Regions from separate parts of the Homo sapiens genome. Here region 1 is linked to region 2. Evidence: read pairs that join two places in POLR2A ChIA-PET (ENCODE). Cell type or tissue: HepG2. All regions are shown on one strand. Region 1 holds the start of LINC01767 (long intergenic non-protein coding RNA 1767). Region 2 overlaps PLPP3 (phospholipid phosphatase 3).

What was found. ChIA-PET counts read pairs that join two places held together with the same protein. Peaks named below come from ENCODE experiments on the same cell type or tissue, not always from the same donor. Only the 100,000 strongest peaks of a DNase experiment are listed, where the experiment ranks them.
Region 1: POLR2A ChIA-PET joins it to region 2 with 19 read pairs; 2 of 35 experiments call an interaction of 5 or more read pairs at or near these places.

What each region holds. Positions count from the first base shown.
Region 1 is chr1:56,412,564-56,417,563 of GRCh38, reverse strand. It overlaps LINC01767 (long intergenic non-protein coding RNA 1767), which reads right to left and starts at 2,601. Exons shown (of 4, transcript NR_147163.1): 1 at 2,414-2,601; 2 at 2,222-2,316; 3 at 1,955-2,031; 4 at 1,598-1,782. All of the region lies in intron 1 of LOC124904185 (a long non-coding RNA gene), which reads left to right. In HepG2, a CTCF peak has its summit at 844; DNase peaks (open chromatin) are centred at 813, 2,633 and 3,673.
Region 2 is chr1:56,506,341-56,511,340 of GRCh38, reverse strand. The region is part of intron 5 of PLPP3 (phospholipid phosphatase 3); the gene reads left to right. Among named protein-coding and RNA genes, the nearest start is that of PLPP3, 71 kb to the left of the region's middle. RefSeq lists an enhancer at 656-1,386. In HepG2, no CTCF peak of the experiment used is centred here; DNase peaks (open chromatin) are centred at 1,100 and 2,690.

The sequences.
Region 1 (5,000 bases), 94 kb after region 2:
AAGCAGATAACGAACAAGTAAACACAAATACATGAGATAATTTTATATTGCCATAAAGGGCATGAAGGAAATAAGTGAGTTGGGGGAGGAGGGATTACTCGGGATGAGGGAGGTGGAGGCCCCTGTGTGGAGATCACATCTGAATGGTACCTGACTGATGGGACCAAGTTCGCAATTGAAGGGGGTGGGCCTCTGAGTGGGAGGGGGCAGGGCTGTTCATTTATTTAATGTGTGTTTATAGGGGGAGTTTTTATTTTTGTTTGTTTTTTGTTGGTGGGGGGGATAGGGTCTCGCTTTGTCACCCAGGCTGGAATGCAGCGTTGTGATCAGGGCTTACTGCAGCCTCAACCTCCCAGGCTCTAGTGGTTTTCCCACCCCAGCCCCACTCAGTAGCTGGGACTACAGACACACATCACCTCACCTGGCTAATTTTTATTTTATTTTATTTTAATGGGGTCTTGCTATGTTGCTGGTCTCAAACTCCTAGCCTCAAGCAATCCTCCTTTCCCAGCCTCCCAAAGTGCTGGGATTATAGGCAAGAGCTGCTGAGCCAGGACTATGGAGGGATTTTTGATATGAGAGAAGTAGTGATAAATAAGACAATCAAGGTCCTTGCTGTCATGGACAGAGAAACAAAAGCAAACAAATGCAATCAGCCATTGATAAGCACTCTGCAGAGAATTAAGACAGAGGTTGGTCATGAGGTAGAGTAACTGGGTAATCAGTCCAAGGAAAGGGCAGTGCAAAGGCCCTAAGACACGAAGGAGGATGTGGGTTAGATAAACAAAGGAATGCAATGTTCTTTGGACCCACATGTGGATGTTTCTCATGGTCCACTGGTCACCCTGCTGGTCATACTTATTGCTGCCCAAATCACAGTGGCTCTGAGGCCCCTCCCATTTACTTGTGTGAATTCCAGGCTGTTTTGGAGGCTCTCCTTGCACCATCTCGTTTGCATCTCCTTGCAAACATCTTGTTGCAAACATCTCTTTGCAAACATCTTGTTGCAAACATCTCCTTGCAAACATCTTGTTTGCATCTCCTTGCACCATCTTGTTTGCATCTTGTTTACATCTTGCTTGCACCATCCTGTGCCCTGGGCATCACTCGGCCATGGCCCCCTCCTGGGTACCTGGAGCTCAGACACACTGCTAGACATAGCCTCAAGTTCAGACCCGCTGGCCCCTCCCTCATGGTGGTCTCCATGAGGACGCTGATGGGGAAGGTGGACAGCAAGGCCGATTCTAGCAAAATGCAGCTGATTGCAGAGAGGTGGCTCTGGAAGGTGATCAGGGACCCCAGTGGGATTCCCCGCCTTTGGGAGGCTGATAAGACACTGGAGAGAGACCTGGGTTTACTCCTTCAAGGAAAAAAAAATTAACATTGTCTGCTTTGTGCCAGATTGATGTCCAGCAGGGGCTGGCAACACCAGGGTCAATGAAAATCTAGCCCTCACCCTCCCCACTCATTGATCTTAGAGTTGAGTGAGACTTTAATACTAAGGTAGGGCATCTGGATGCAATTCCAGGAGCACCAACAGGCATCTGAATCACTCAGGAGACTTTCTGCAGCAAATTATAGCGAACCTAACTCACACTGGCTTGAACAATAAAAAGAGTTTATTGGTTCACCATCACCGAGAGGTTGAAAGGTGGGGAGGCTTCGGGTGTGGTGCAGTCAGGGCTTCAACTCCGGGTCTATGTGATTACCCTGGCCATGTCCTTCTTCTGTAGGTTAGCACCTTCCTTGGGCTGGTTTCTTCCAGGGTCACAGGATGGCTACCTGCAGACAGGGATGAGAGCAAGAGCATCACCCCCACAATCTCAGAATTCAATCTTGAGCATCTAGCTGATGGCCTTTTTCCACACCTGCCCAACGTCTGTGGCCAAGGAGATGCAAAGCCCTGCTAACCAATTCCTGTTGCAGAGCCAGTGGCACTACTGGGTCGACTCACCTCCTGAGCAGGAGGGAATTCTGCCTGAATCACTGGACAATGGTTGGAGGATGGACGTTGAGAAGTAGAAGTAATGTCTGTTACAATGGAAAGAGTGATATAACTGGATTTACATTGTTAAAGATCACTTTGGCTGGAGATAGTTTGGAGGAGCGCACAAGAGGAAGAAGGGAGAACAATTAGGAGCTCCCCCCAGGAGAGGTGATGGTGGCTGGGCCCAGGGGGAGGCAGGGGTGATGGAACAAAGGGGACAGACTAGAATCCTGCCTCTGATCCTTGGCAGCTGAGTGGCAGTGGCAAATCCCTTAGCTTCTCTTCACATCATTTTCCAAATCTGTAATATGGCTGTACAAATTCTTAGCCTTCAGGATTAAAGAAGATACATTAAACACGTGTAAAGAAGATACATTAAACACATTAAACACTACCTCAATAAGTGCATTTTATCATTGTTATTACCCAAACTCCTTAGCATGACGTTGGAGTCCCTTCGCATCTGGATCCACGTGACTCCAGGCGGCAGAGTTTCTGTGTTGGGCTGACAGTGCTCTTCCCGTCACAAGGTGGAAGCTTCCAAAAGGCAAAAACAATAACTCTACAGCCAGTTATGAAAGTTCTGTTTTGTCCCAGGGGATTTTGTACCTGGTCCCATCAGTCAGTGTCTACACTCTGAGCGGCACAGGGGGTGGTTTGTCGTGTTTTCAGTCCGCAAATATTGACAAAAGATTAAGGGTTGACTCAATGCACTTTGGTGAGTAAGAAAAAAACAGCTGGCTCAAATTTCCAGGCATTTATTTTCTCCTGAGTTGAGTTGCACTGTGGCTTTTGCCACTCCCCAGCTAGAGTCCTGAGCCCAGGAAAGCCCCTGCCTATCCCTGTCACTCCAAAATAATTTCACCAGAATCAGTGGGTTGAGTGTTTTTAGTACAGTCCATATAGTGCCTCAGCCTGCAAGGAAGATATGCATTCCTGGCAGAAAATGAGTCCATGCCAAATAGAGGGACCCTAAGCTAGGGATGTGTGTGTGTGTGTGTGTGTGTGTGTGGTGGGGGGCAGGGTGGGGGGCTGGTGGGAGCAGACCCATTGGGGGTATGGGGCAGTGGAGGGGGGATGGCACTACTTCAGTTTTTAGTTAGGTTTCAACTGGGATGATGGGAACCCATACGTTTGGGGATCAGATTGACCTGAGTTTTAATCTCATCCCTGCCATTCATTCATTGTGAGATTATTCATTCATTCAAAATAGGTCAGATATGGGATAAAAGCTTCAAAAGCTATTCCTAAGAAATGACTATCTAGTGATGGATACGGAGAAGTAGATTGTAACAGACTGTGATAAATGGGGAAAAAACAGAAGGTAGGAAGGACAGAGAGGGAGCACTGAATCCAGTGTTGCTTGGCGTGGTTGTGGTGGTCAGAAATCATGGGTTGCTTCCTGGAAGAAGCATCAAAGCATAGGGCTTCCTCCAGGAAGCACTGAGAAGGGAGAGGCATTAGCATGCAGAAGAGGTGTGCAGCAGGGATGGTGTTCCAGGCAGAAGTCTGTGGACAAACATGAGCATGGAGTGGAATGGGGTAGCGGGAGGCAGACCAGGCTGAAAGGGGAGCAGGGGCTGAACAATTAAGGCCATGAAAGCTGTTCTAAAGTTTCGACTTTATCAGAGGTCAAGGGAGAATCGTGGGAGGGTGTGAAGCAGAGGAAAGGCATGAGCACCACGCATTTTCAAGCATTTTTGGCTGCTTTGTGAAAAACAGACCAAAGCGGAATGAGGCAGGAAGTGGGGACAAAAGTCCAGAGGCTATCACATAGTACAGGTGAGAGATGGTAGCAGCTGGGTTGAAGGAAGGCTGTGGGGTTACGATAAACAGTCACCCGTGGAACTGGGGGATGTTTGTGATGTGGTCACAGGATCCTAGGGGAAGAACAGAATGTTATTAGGTGCCAGATGCTTCAATTGCCTCATGTTATTTCTAGTAACATCCCTGTGAGGTGGGCATGGACCTGACAGGGTGAGTGATGTGCCCACAGCTGGCAAGTGGTAGTGGCAGAACTCAACCCCAGGTCTGCCTATCCCCAGACCTGTGGTTTGTCACCACTGGATCATGCAGTTTTCCTAAGTCAAATGTAACAAGTTATTGCTTATCATATTTAAATTAAGACCCATAGAAGTTTTACCAATTCTGGAAAATTTAAATGGAGTGATAAATGCACTGAAGATAAAAGACTGAAGAAAGTTGTTGATTGATATCTTTGGAATGACCATCAGCATCCATCTCCTTCTGTGAAAACCCCAGCCACCATCCTCTCTGGGATTTTGAGGTCAGGTGTCATTATCACTAGGAAGTCTCCCTGGATTCCTACTTCCTCATCAACATTTATTTTATTTTATTAATTAAATTAATTAATTAATTTAGAGACAGAGTCTCCCTCTGTTGCCCAGGCTGGAGTGCATGGTGCAGTTTCAGCTCACTGCAGCCTCTGCCTCCCAGGTTCAAGCAATTCTCGTGCCTCAGCCTCCTGAGTAACTGGAACTACAGGTGCATGCCACCACACCCAGCTAATACATATATATATATATATATATATATATATATTTAGTAGAGATGGGGTTTGGCTGTGTTAGCCAGTCTGATCTCAAACTCGTGACCTCAGGTGATCTGCCCTCCTTGGCCTTCCAAAGTGCTGGGATTACAGGTGTGAGCCACCACATCCGGCCTCCCACCAAAATTTAGAGCACTCATTACCTTCTTATCATCGCCTCTTCACAGATCTGTTTTTCTTGCTGTCCTAGGAGCTTCTCGAGGGCACAGACTGTGTTTTCATCACTGTGGCATTCCCAATGCTTAGCGGGGTATAATACACAGTATTTGTTAAATATTGGATGAATGGATGAATGCAATCACGTTAGTGAAGGTGATACTAATAGAATCTGTTTGTTTTGGTTGAATGTGCAAGTGGAGATAAGGCTTAGTTGGTGTCCATTATCCCAAACATTTTACCTTTTGTTATGCCAAGTGTTGAGCCTTCTCTTGTTCTGTGAAATCA
Region 2 (5,000 bases):
GGACCACATACTGATTTGCCCCAAATGAATGGGTTACCTTTTCACATACTTCATCTCTGACTCCAGGTGAAGGTGGGAGAAGGCATTGCACTTCTCTGAGCCTCCATCTGTAGGCACTGCTTTTCCTGCCTGCTAAGAGTTTTGAGGGGCTTATTCAGCGAACATGACTGAGCACCTACTTTGATATTGTGACTTCCTGGGCCCTACTGAGGGGAGCTCACCCCAGCCCAGCAGGAATCCCAGAGTACAATAATGGCTGGATATTTAAGCACCACACATGTAGGTTGTATTGTTGTTAGTATTATCCTTGCTCATTCACAGTAAGAATTATGAACAATAGAGAGATCTAAACCAGCTTCTTATCCTTTCCTGGTTTCTGAGCCTGGTTGCAGGCTTATGTCTCACTATGCAGCCTCTCCCCAGCTCCTCTGTAACAGCACTTAACACTCTGGATTGAAATTGTCGATGGGTGTCTTCTTTTAGGCTGTAAGTTCTTGGGGGCAGGGACCATGTGTAATATATATGTTACTCTCCCTATCTTATCAAGGCCTCTCAGGGATTCTAGCTCAGACTAAGCAAATGTGTGCCTAACAAGCAAAAAGCCAGAATCAATGAGTTGATCTAACCTTTCTTGAGAACACTGTAGGAAGTTATTTCTTGAAGGTATAGGAATGAATAAGGCTCAGCCCTCCCAAGGAAATTCCATCCTTGCTCCTCTCACAGCCAGGCCAAGCACAGGAGCTTAATGCTGTGGGGGCTGTCATAGTGACATGTGTAGGGGGCTTCAGCAGGCAGGGAAGCACCTGACTCCATGTGCAGGGGTCAAGAAGAGGGAGAAGGAGTTGCAGCAATCAGAGTGGGCACCACGAAGAAAGCAGTGTGTGAACTGCCTGCAGCCTTTGACATGGGAATCCCAGCCTACTGGACTGGCTGTTTTAATGGCTTTCTCCCTTGCTTTCTTTTTCTTTTTTCTTTTTAAAAGTAAAGGCCAGAAGGGAGAGAACCTGGGGGAGCAAACCGTTAATGAGAGCAGCTGTCACTGACCGGCTTGTTCTCTGGTGCCTGGCCCTTTAATGTGAGGTGACAGTGGGGGATGGGTGTTTGCACTGAAGGGTAACCCTTTGCTGACTGTGCCCTTCTGAGCTTTGCTCTCAGCAGGAGGACAGCCCGCGGGGGCCTGCTGTTGTGGTTCCTTCTTGGCGCCACTGCCCTAATTGGAGTCCCCTGCACCCCCAGTTAAAAAAATTAAAAGGTTGGGGGATCCTTACTAGCCTTCCTCTCTTTTATATCCTAAAACATGGGCCATAAGCAATTAGACAGAGCGTTCGGGAGGACTATGGCTTATTTCCAAGAAGTGAAATGAAGGTTCTGACTTGTGTCCTGTTTGGCTCTCGCTGACTGTAGCACAGTATAGGAATTTGATCCTAGCGTTTACAAAGCACCTACTCTCTGCTGGTACCATTCTGATACTTTACCCATTGTCTTCCTTTTTTTTTTTTTTTTTTTTTGAGAGTCTCGCTCTCTCACCCAGGCTAGAGTGCAATGGCACGATCTCGGCTCACTGCAACCTCTGCCTCTCAGGTTGAAGATTCTTCCCCCTCAGCCTCCCAAGTAGCTGGGATTACAGGCACCCACCGTCATGCCTGGCTAATTTTTGTATTTCTGTAGAGATGGGGTTTCACTGTGTTGGCCAGGCTGGTCTTGAACTCCTGACCTCAGGTGATCCGCCCGCCTCAGCCTCCAAAAGTGCTGGGTTTACAGGTGTGAGCCACTGTGCCCAGCTGCCCACTGTCTTCTTTTAGTCACATTAAGCCATTGTACTACAGCCATTTTACAGAAGTAACTAGCTCAGAGAGGTAACTTAAGTCATCCAGGGTCAGAGAGCTAATAGACAGCTGCACCACGATTCTCATGGACTCAAAGCTATGCCCTCTGCACTCTGCAAGGAGAAGGGGTCCCTGAAGCTGAAGGCCCTGCAGTTAACCCGAAACAGAAGCTCCATAGTTAGCTGCTTAAAGAGTATCATTTAATTGTGTCACGGAGTCCTTCCTAACCCTTTGGGTGGATCCAGTTATTGCTTTGAGTTTGAAAGCCTGATTTACAATGTAAAGATGGTTTGGAAAGGGGTGATAAATCTCTTTCCCTGCCTTTTACTCACTCACCTGTGAACATGCAAGAACAGGGACTCAATCTTACCTATCATTTTTCTCCAAATGCCTGACACCCAGCCTTGTGCTCAGTGGGACCTCATGGTCCAGAATGGCTTGGAATCGCAGCACTGAGAGATTCATTTCATTGAAGCCATCTGAGAGGCCAGGACAGGGAAGTGCCTGGAAGCTGTGGCTACTGAGAATAAAAGTTTGGAAATGTTCAGCTGGGAGGAAAGAAGGTAGTGTCTTTTCCAGCCGTAAGCTCCCAGGATTCTGTTGTCCTGGGTTTGATTGTGAGGGAGACAGAAGCAAAGCTCAGGACCCTGGATTGAGGAGAGATGGGTAGATCTGTGAGGAGGTGTGGGGAACCAGAGACCATGTGATGAAGGCACCAGGTGCCTGGGAGAGGGAACTATGAGTAGGATGACAGGCATCTGCCTCATGGGTTTTGCAGCTTTATCAGGGTTGTGCAATGTAGCTGTCACGTGCCAAGCAGGAGTCTGTGACCTCTGCTCTGCTTGTGCCACATGACAGAACTCTTCCCCACGAATCAGGGCCGCTGTCCCAGGGAATGCCAGGAAGGAGCAAAGTTCTCTTCTTACTCACAACTATGGCTGTATTGAATGGTTTTTGAAACACAGAGACATCACCTGAGGTTAAGAGGATTGATAAAAAAGCAGCATGTATGGCACAAAGGCCACCACTTGAGGTGCCAAGAAACACAGAATCCATTTTCCAGTCTGCCAGATAACCTCCTGAGCCAAGCCTTTACGGACTCCCTGTTAATTGAGTTGTAATCTTCGCTGACATTTGCTGAGAGCCCAAGCACTCAGAGAGAAGGTAGCAAAGCTGGAGTTGACCCCAGACAGCCTGACACAGAGCTGGCACTCCAAGACCCAGGCTTTGGCAGGTCTCCTCTCATCTCTCCACCCCTTCACCTCCCGGCATGTCAAACATTTCAATATTTTCCAACACCTGAGTTTCTGTATTAGATACCTGTCCCCTTTGATGGAACACAGTTCCAGTGTCACCTCATCTCTGATGAAACCTTCTGTATTAGCTGCCTCTGGCTGCTGTAACAAATTACCACAAATTTAGTGGCTTAAAAGAATGCAAGTTTCTTTTCTTACAGTTCTGGAAGTTGGGAGTTGGAAAAGGGTCTCACTGAGCTAAAATCAAGGTGGAACACATTCCATCTAGAGGATCTAAGGGGAGATCTGTTTTCTTGCTTTTTCTAGCTTTCTGGAGCTACCTGAGTTCCTTGACTCATGGCCCCATTCTCCACTTTCAAAGCTAGCAGCATAGAATCTTCACTTCTCCCTCTCTCTCTCACACACACATATACTTTCTCTGGCCTTTGCATCCATTGTCACACCTTCTTCTGTGACTTTTGTCCTTTTGCCTCCCTCTTTTACAGATGCTGGGACCACCTTGATAACCCAGGATGATCTCTCCATCTCAAGATCTTAACTTAATCTCATTTTATCATGTAGCATCATTCATTGCTTCTGGGACTTAGGATGCGGGCATCTTTGGGGGACATTGTTCAGCTTTCCACAACTTCCCCAGTCCCTGGAGACAGTATTGTCTCACTTCCTTCCAGTCCCCCATGGCCTTTTGCACTTTCTTCCTACCATGGCTTTAGGCCTCATCTACTCATGGCCTGCTCATATGTCTGTCTCTTCAGCTAGATTGTGGGTGCCTTAATAGCAGAATCCATGGCTTAACCTTCTGATTATTTATTCTCGGTATGTAGTACAGCAGCTGACACAATAGGTGCTTCATCAGCATTGGGTAAATGGTGAATGATGAATTAGCTTGTGGCTTCAGGCCAGACACTTCCCTTCTGGGCCTAGTTTCCTCACCTGTGAATTGAAGCTGGAGGCCTTGTAGCTCCATGACCTTTGTGCACAGACATTCTATGGCACAGCTGACTTTGTAGTAACTGACTGAGGTACAGTGCATTAACCCTAGAATGCTGGTTCCATAACTGCAGAGCCTTAGGCAACAGGCATGACAGCCGAGAACTTTTACCTGGGTCTGTTGAGGGTAGATCCTGTCACAACAGGCAGACTTGTCTAGACAAAAATCACATGTCAAATGGAAGTCTGGTTTCCTCCTCCATTGCTTACTAATTGAATGCTTTCCAGAAAAGGAAGACAATGGAAGCCAGCACAGACAGAAAACCTATACAGTGTCATGAACTCAACACAAAGACACAAGCACTTAGGGTCGGATAGGCCTGCCTGCACACCTTCAGAGATCTGGACAGAGGTACACAGGACAAAGGAGAAGGCCACAGCCCAGATAGACCATGAGGTGCATGGGCAGACCCAATCGTACTCAGAACCACAGACACACATAAACAGACAGACGAATAAAAAAAAAACACAGGCTCATATTGGCTCTCCCAGCCCCCTCCCGCCTACACACTCACTAAGTTACCCCTACCAAAGATGTGAACTTTACAGTTGGACTCACACAGGGACTAGGACGAAGGAACAGACATCGGTTCATTTCCTGTCTGGTGACAACTTGCATATCTGGTCACCTCCTCCCTGACCCTCTAACAGATGGCAAATTAGGGGCCCCTGGGAGGGGTCAGGGGAGGGCCCGGCTGCCATTGCTGTGGGTTCAGCAGAGGAAGCAGCTGCTCATGGATTTCGTAAATACACAGCAGAGTCTTTCCTGGTTTTCCTCTTCCCGGGGGTGTGGCTCCGCTTGCCGTTGCTCTTTTGTGTGCTGCTATCTTCCTCCAGATGTAGGGAAGGGCGAGGGCGTTCTTTGTCTCTGCCCCAGTGAGGTGACCTTGGGAAAAGACACCAGCAAGAATGCCAGTGTGAAGAAGAG